Regions from separate parts of the Mus musculus genome. Here region 1 is linked to region 2. Evidence: chromatin contacts called from ENCODE Hi-C or POLR2A ChIA-PET data. All regions are on one chromosome and are shown on one strand. Each heading gives the region's core, a stretch centred on a gene start or an enhancer-like site at or near the end of the contact. The rest is flanking DNA. Distances are from core to core; before and after follow the strand shown. Region 1 overlaps Sgk1 (serum/glucocorticoid regulated kinase 1). Region 2 has its middle 71 kb from the start of Gm5420.

Region 1 (3,268 bases), core at 352-2,851, 240 kb before region 2:
CCCTCATCCCAGGAATGCTTCCAGAACTTCTGTTGATTAGTATGACTCTTAGGGAGTCCCCTGTCCCAGATTTCACGGGGGCCTCAGGGCTTCCACCGTCCCCTTGATTCCACATTCACTATCTCCTGTGTGGCTATGAGTGCGCATCATGCGGTGTCTCCTCAAGGATGTGGCACATCATTCAAGGAGAATGTCTTACTCTTCATGGTAGCAGAGGATCAACTCATTGAAGCTTAGTGGATCAGCTGAATAAATTGTCCCAAATTCAGATGAGTAAACCCATACCTGGGGAGCTATGAACATACAAACTGCTCCCTTCCTCTTTCCCTCCCTTCCCTTCTCTTTCTTCCTTCCGTCCCTTCCTCCCTCGCCACCCCCATTCTCTTTCGAGCCACGGAATCTCTTTCTATAGTCCAGACTCCACTCTGCTGCCTCCCAAGTGTGAGGATGTGGAGCATATTTGGCCACACCTGAGCCAATTGTCCCCTTTTCCACCTCAGTGGCTTAGCCTCTGGGAACACGTTGGCAGGGACATGCCCCACTCCTGTAGATAAGCAATACCTTGGCACATGTGGTACTTGGCATCAGAACACTTAGCAAATATTTGCTGTTTGTCTATTGATCTCTTGTTCCTTCTTGACTGCCCTGTTCCCTTCCTGCACAACTGTGCTGATCCAACCTCTCATTTGTTTGATAGCACTTGGGATACCTCTGGAATCTTTCAGTTCTAGATAAATTCATATCTGTGTGGAGTGATTGACTACACCCCAATAAATCATACTTCCAACTAAAGAAAAAGAAAACAAAATAACCAAAGAAATAGAGACCTTCAAGTCAGGCAAATTCTAGAACTTGACAGAGGCAGAAGGATCAGGAGTTCAAGGCCATCTGTAACTGCATGACATGTTTAAGGCCAGCTTGAACTATGTGAGATCTCATCTTTCAAAAAGCAAAAGAGGCCAGGATTAGAGGAGCAGGCCTTTAATTCCAGCACTCAGAGACATGTATCTCTGAGTTTGAGGCTAGCTTGGTCTATTCCAGAACGGCCAGGCCTACATAGACTTTATCTCAAAATCAAATAAAAAATATATATAAAGAAAACCTCAAAAACAAAATTAAAAACCCAAGCAAAAGACACATTCTAATTCACAACTGGGTCCTCTGGGAACCCAGTGAGATCATAGACCTTTGCGATCATAGCCTCTGAGGACAGTGGAAACATTTTTGTTCAAGCAATGGTTTGTAACTGATGTTGCCATTGAGAATGTGGGGGAAGGAGGGAGCCCTCCGCCTAAAGCTGGCAGCACCTTTCCCTGGAGAACAGTCTGACATTCTTCTTGTTGTTTGGGTTTGGTAGGGAATTTAATACACAGCTGATGCCCAGTACAACTGCATCGTGCAATCTGTGGCCACTGGGAGCTGGCAGTCTTCCTCTCATTGAATGTCGTTCCTTCAGTGCACTCCACAAGACATGCTGGATAAGGGAAGGGGGGGGGGGGGCTAAGTGGAGACCTTCAATGAGTCAGAAGAGGGGAAAGGTCACAGCTTCCCCTTGGGGGAACTATATACAAATGGGGGGGAGGGCGGTGGACCAGATGAAAAGCTGCACGTGACAGCAGGATCCACTGGGCATCCCTTGAGCGTTCATGCGCAAGGTCCAGAGGATGGGGCTTGAGAGGATTGCCTGACGGTGTTAATTCCTAGCTGGACAGACCTTGGAGTGCTCTGTAGGACAGACTCACAACCTGGTGGCCCTTGAGTTGCTAGCTCCACTGATTTAAGCAGGTACTGGGTTCCTTTCTCCTGAGCCTGTTCTGGGATAGTTTTTTGGGAACTCGGGCACTTATGAATGTGCCATGCCCTCTTTGGTGACACCCTACGCTATGGTCCAGACCCTCCCTTGAGAGCAATGACCTATATCATGTCTCTAGCAGTCAGAGCAGAGCTCAGCCCCAAGTACTCATATTTGTTAAAAGAATTACCTGTCACTTGTTAAGCCAAATGTAAGGACAAGCTGTCCATAGGACCTCACTAGACAGTCAACACAGGGAACATTATTGATATACAATGCTATTTTATTGCATTGTTTGGATGGATTCATGACTGGCCGCACAGAGACTTGGGGAAAATGCAGACTATGTTCTCAGTGCTGGAAATCCAGCCCAGACCTTCACATGCTAGGGAGTCCTCCACCAGAAGTTACGAGCCAGCCTCAGTAAACTACGACCCGACCCTCCCTGAACAAAGAAACCAAAAAACTGGGCAAACTGAGCTGATCTTAATTCTTCCATCCAGGCTGTCCCCAATTCATAATCCTCCTGCATCAGCCCTGCTTAAGTGATGGAGATGGGATGGAAATTGTGTGCTACTATACTGAGCTTACCAAAAGTATGTTCACATTGATCCATTATTTTCCCCCCTCCTAAATCCAGTTTATCAATATATACAAAGTTAACACATGACACAATTTATGCAAATAGTTTTCAAGATTTTATTGCAAACCAAAATTGGTTTATCGCACACAAAAAAAGTTGTGTGGTAAGGAGGAGGAATTGTACATATTATAACCCATGTTAATTACAGTACATTAAAATGATGGTTTACAAATAAGCCTGTAAGTTTAAATATCTAGTGTTATAACCCAATGTACAGACTTCCTTTACACGATACATACAATAATCAGGAATGCAAAAGAATATGAACAAAGGGAAAAAAAACATAAATAATGCCCGTTTTATAGGTGACATTTTAAACAATGAAAACACCAACGGCTTTGACTGACAACTGGGGCATTGGTCCATAAAAACCCTTTCTAAAAATAGAAATATTTGTAGCAGCAATGCTTTCCTTAAGCATCTGAATGCTCGTCATTGCAAGACCGTTTCAATAGGTTTTAGTTATTAACTATATCTTACAAAACAGTCTACACATAAATTTATCTTCCAAATGTGGAAGAAACAAACAATGTCCCACATTGTAGTGTCCTGCAAGTGTCACATTGATGCTCACAACAAAACCGTCTGTGATCAGGCATAGCACACTCACGCCACTGCACACACGGGAAATCCGCCAAGGGAAAAACAAAACAAAACAAAAACAAACAAACACAAACTGAACACTCTGCGATAGGAAAAAGCTTTGGAGCTAACACGATCTCAGAAAAGGCACATTGCAGAATATTCTTGATCACAGCTCAGACAGACCTGCGGGGATTCCTCTTAGACCTGCATCTTCCTTCTAACTGAGACCAAGGTGTCTGTCTCAGGCG
Region 2 (3,495 bases), core at 30-2,529:
TGAGGCTCCAAGATAGTGATGTTTAACATGCCAACTACAGCTAATGGTCAAGAAATGGACTTTTAGCTACAAATTATGAAATGTTATTTAAGTATTTTTCTTCAAGTGAATACATTTGCAAGCTATAAATCACTTTCTTATGAAACAACTCTATGATCTTGTGAATTTTTATTTTAAAAAAGTACCTCTTACCAAATATAGCCATTTCTGGGCATCTGTGAAGAACTGGGTCCAGGGCCCAAATCTGGGGGTGCTCACATCCTTGTCTAAGATAGTATAGAATTTGCATATTACTTAAACATATACTCCACTATTCTTTAAAGGATCTCTAGATTACTTAACAATATTTAATACGATGTGAATCTGTGGACTGTATTTCTTAGGAAACAATGACGAAGAGTCCGTGCAGATGGCCTAGCCGTGCCAGTTAGCCTGTCCCAGCCTTTCCCCTGAATTGGAGATGGCTGCGCCTTTGGGGAAGTCACAGCTCACCATGAGAGCAGCGCACTTGCACCTCGTGCACAGCTGACCGGCACTGACCTGTTAGGCAGAACTGACCACCCTTCTCTTCTTCTGCCGCCATTCCTCCACAGCTCAAAGGTGAGTCATCTCCACTTTGATGGACCGTGGACCCCTGTGGTTTGCCCAGTGTTAAAGTGTGGGTGAGGTCTTGCTGGATTACATCGCCACAGTTACAGCCACATAACCAGAACTCAGGCGTAGGCCCGTTTTCCCATAGCTTATCTCTGTTCCTCAAGGCAAGTTTGTCTTGCGCCTCCTCCAAATCCAGAACAGTGCTATTCTGGCAATATCTGCTAAATCGAACTGAGAAAACCATAGACTGAGCCACTATTCTTAACTCTGATGAGCAGCAAGTGCAGTGCGGTCTCTGCAGCCTAAATGCTCTCCAGCAGCCCAAAGGCTGCACAGCCCCAGTGTCCTTCCCGCTAGATGTAGTGAACCATTTCTGTGCCTGTGAATGCTCAGTGGTCAGACAAATCACCAGGGTCCTGAAAACCTCAATCGTGGGCCACCTGGGTTTCAGTGAACTCTCGAAAAATCGCAACGGAGCCATTTATACAGTATCCAAGGTATGTTCCCAAGGAAACTTATGATTAGAAATAAATAAATAAATAAATAAATAAAGCTGTGCTATCCTTGTCACAGTTACCAGGAAAGGAACACATTGGAGGTAAGACAGGCATGAGACGTGGGAGTCGGTGGCCTGAACCGCCTCTGGTGGGTGTTGTATACAGGCACCAGCAGGGCCATCACAGGCGGCAGCACGTGGGCTGCTGTATGAGGCAAAGAGCCAACAAGCTAGTTATTATGTGTATTTTCTCCCTCCCTGCTCCTCAGCCTTCTGAGTTATTTTTATGCTCATCTGACACTTGCTATCTTTTTCAGACATGCATTCACAAATTAGAGAGACAGTATTTTTTTACTGGCATCTTGTGTATTGCTCCTGATGGATGGAGTCCTGAGATGTATGTGTGAGACACATTAGTTTGAAAACAATCCCAAATGGTGAAATGATGATTCCGGAATGATGGGGTCAAAAATGCATAAATGAGGAAGGGTTGGGGGAGAGAGAACTGGAAAGCTAAGCAAAAGCTACAGCGATGCTCAGGAAAGTGAGGAACACAAGCTACCATGGTCGAATCGAAGCAAAATAACGTAGTCCACTTCTGTCATAATGGACATTGTGGCATAATGTATCAGGGTAGCAAAGCGTCTTCTGGCCTTCAGACGGTAGTCACATCTGTAAACCAGGTGAGTCTGAGAGTAGAAAACTCTACCCACACAGCTCTGAACTCTGATCCTGAGCCCGCCTAAGGCTTGCTTAACTCTTTACTTCCAACTACTTGATACAATCAGATCAGCTCTTTCCATGGATAAAAATACATATTTCTAAAAACCAGTATATTTCCTACTTGTTTGTTTACTTATTTATTAACTTATTAATCTACTTTTTGCCATTTGGATTTCTTTTTGATATAGGGTGCCAGCTAACTCAGAACTTGACAGGTAGGCTAGGTTGGATTTGTAGCAATCCTCCTGCCTCTGCTTCCTAAATCCTGGGATTAAAGATATGCACTACCACACTCAGCTTATTCCCTTATTCCTGCTCTCCATTCAGAAACGTTGAAGCATCCTCTTTTAAAAATAGATTATCTTTTACTTATTCTTTGAGGATTTTATACAATGTGTCTTGATCATACCCACCCTTAATGTCTGCCTCCAGCTCCTCCTGGATAGTCCCTAACACACTGCTTCCAGTCTTCATGGTCTCCTTTCCCATACGGAGAGTTCAGTTAGTTCTTGCTGCTAGAACGCTGACAGAGTTTGGTCGCTGGACCTCATTTAGGTCTTGTGCAGGTAACCACAGCTGCAGTAAGTCCGTGCAAAGGTCATGTGTTGGGAGGACTACATTTCACAGAGCTCTTCCCTACCCTCCAGCTGCCATGGTTTTGTTTGTTTTGTTTTTCTACCCTCTCTTCTGCAATGTCCCCTGAGCCTCGGGAGGACTGATATGAATGTATCCTTTAGGAATAAGTACTCTGAAGTCACTTAGTCTCAGCACTCGAGCTATCGATGAGGCTCTGCATTGCTACCCAGTGAGAAAGAGGCTTCTCTGACTATACTTGAGAGCAGCTCGAATCATTGCCCATGGTGGCTCAGGGTGAGCTCCTAAATTCAAGGCCAGTCAGGTCTACAGAGCTAGTTTCAGGACAACTAGGCTAAACAGGGAAACCACTGAGAGAGAGAGAGAGAGAGAGAGAGAGAGAGAGAGAGAGAGAGGGAGAGGGAGAGAGGAAGGAGGAGGAGGAGGAAAGAAAGAAAGAAAGAAAGAAAGAAAGAAAGAAAGAAAGAAGATGAAGACGGAGAAGAGAAGAGAAGAGAAGAGAAGAGAAGAGAAGAGAGGCATTAATCTATGTGTATAAACAAAAACATTTTGCCGTGTCTGGATAGCAGAACAGCAATAGGAGGTTCATCTCAGCAGTCGATTCAAAGTCAGGCTGGCCTGCAAGAGACCCTCCCTCAAAACACCAAAATAAAATAAAGCACAGAGAGACATAAGCATGACCGAGAAATATCAGCGGTAAGCATATAACCAGGATAATTGAAAACACGTTCCCACAAAACCTCATATGAATAGCCACTGAAGCATTATTCATAGCAGTGGTAATGTGGTAGCAATCTAAATGTCCCTCAGTCGCTGAGTTAGGGAGACCAGGTGCATCGTACAAATGGAACGCCATGGAGTGTAATAAAGGCAGAAAAGCCAGCATACCCCACCATGCTCAACATGCAACGGACAGAAGGCTGCATGCTGTATGATATCACGTACATGAGATCCCGATCTGATAAATGCATAGAGACAGAGAATAAAAACATACCCCCTCGTGGCTGAGAGGACATGGGGGATGGGCACGGAAGACAAAGAGATCATAGAATTCTTCCATGAGATGGATGAGACATTTTTCAGAATCA

Evidence for each region. A loop is a pair of places that touch in the nucleus more often than their neighbours do. ChIA-PET counts read pairs that join two places held with the same protein, here RNA polymerase II (POLR2A).
Region 1: a map of left cerebral cortex shows a loop between it and region 2 (3-fold over the local background). The contact joins two enhancer-like sites. A Hi-C loop is called at or near these places in 6 of 37 maps with a recorded cell type or tissue (all left cerebral cortex). POLR2A ChIA-PET finds 5 or more read pairs at or near these places in 1 of 5 experiments (Patski).

Annotation. Positions count from the first base shown.
Region 1 is chr10:21,999,103-22,002,370 of GRCm38, reverse strand. It overlaps Sgk1 (serum/glucocorticoid regulated kinase 1), which reads right to left. Exons shown (of 14, transcript NM_001161845.2): 14 at 2,468-3,268. Among named protein-coding and RNA genes, the nearest start is that of Gm34267, 58 kb to the left of the region's middle. Within about 2 kb of position 1,601, at least 2 of the 3 ENCODE cell types and tissues checked have a DNase peak (open chromatin) inside an H3K27ac peak, as active enhancers do; they include left cerebral cortex, where a contact is called at or near this core.
Region 2 is chr10:21,760,504-21,763,998 of GRCm38, reverse strand. No RefSeq gene overlaps it. Among named protein-coding and RNA genes, the nearest start is that of Gm5420, 71 kb to the right of the region's middle. Within about 2 kb of position 1,279, at least 1 of the 3 ENCODE cell types and tissues checked has a DNase peak (open chromatin) inside an H3K27ac peak, as active enhancers do; it is left cerebral cortex, where a contact is called at or near this core.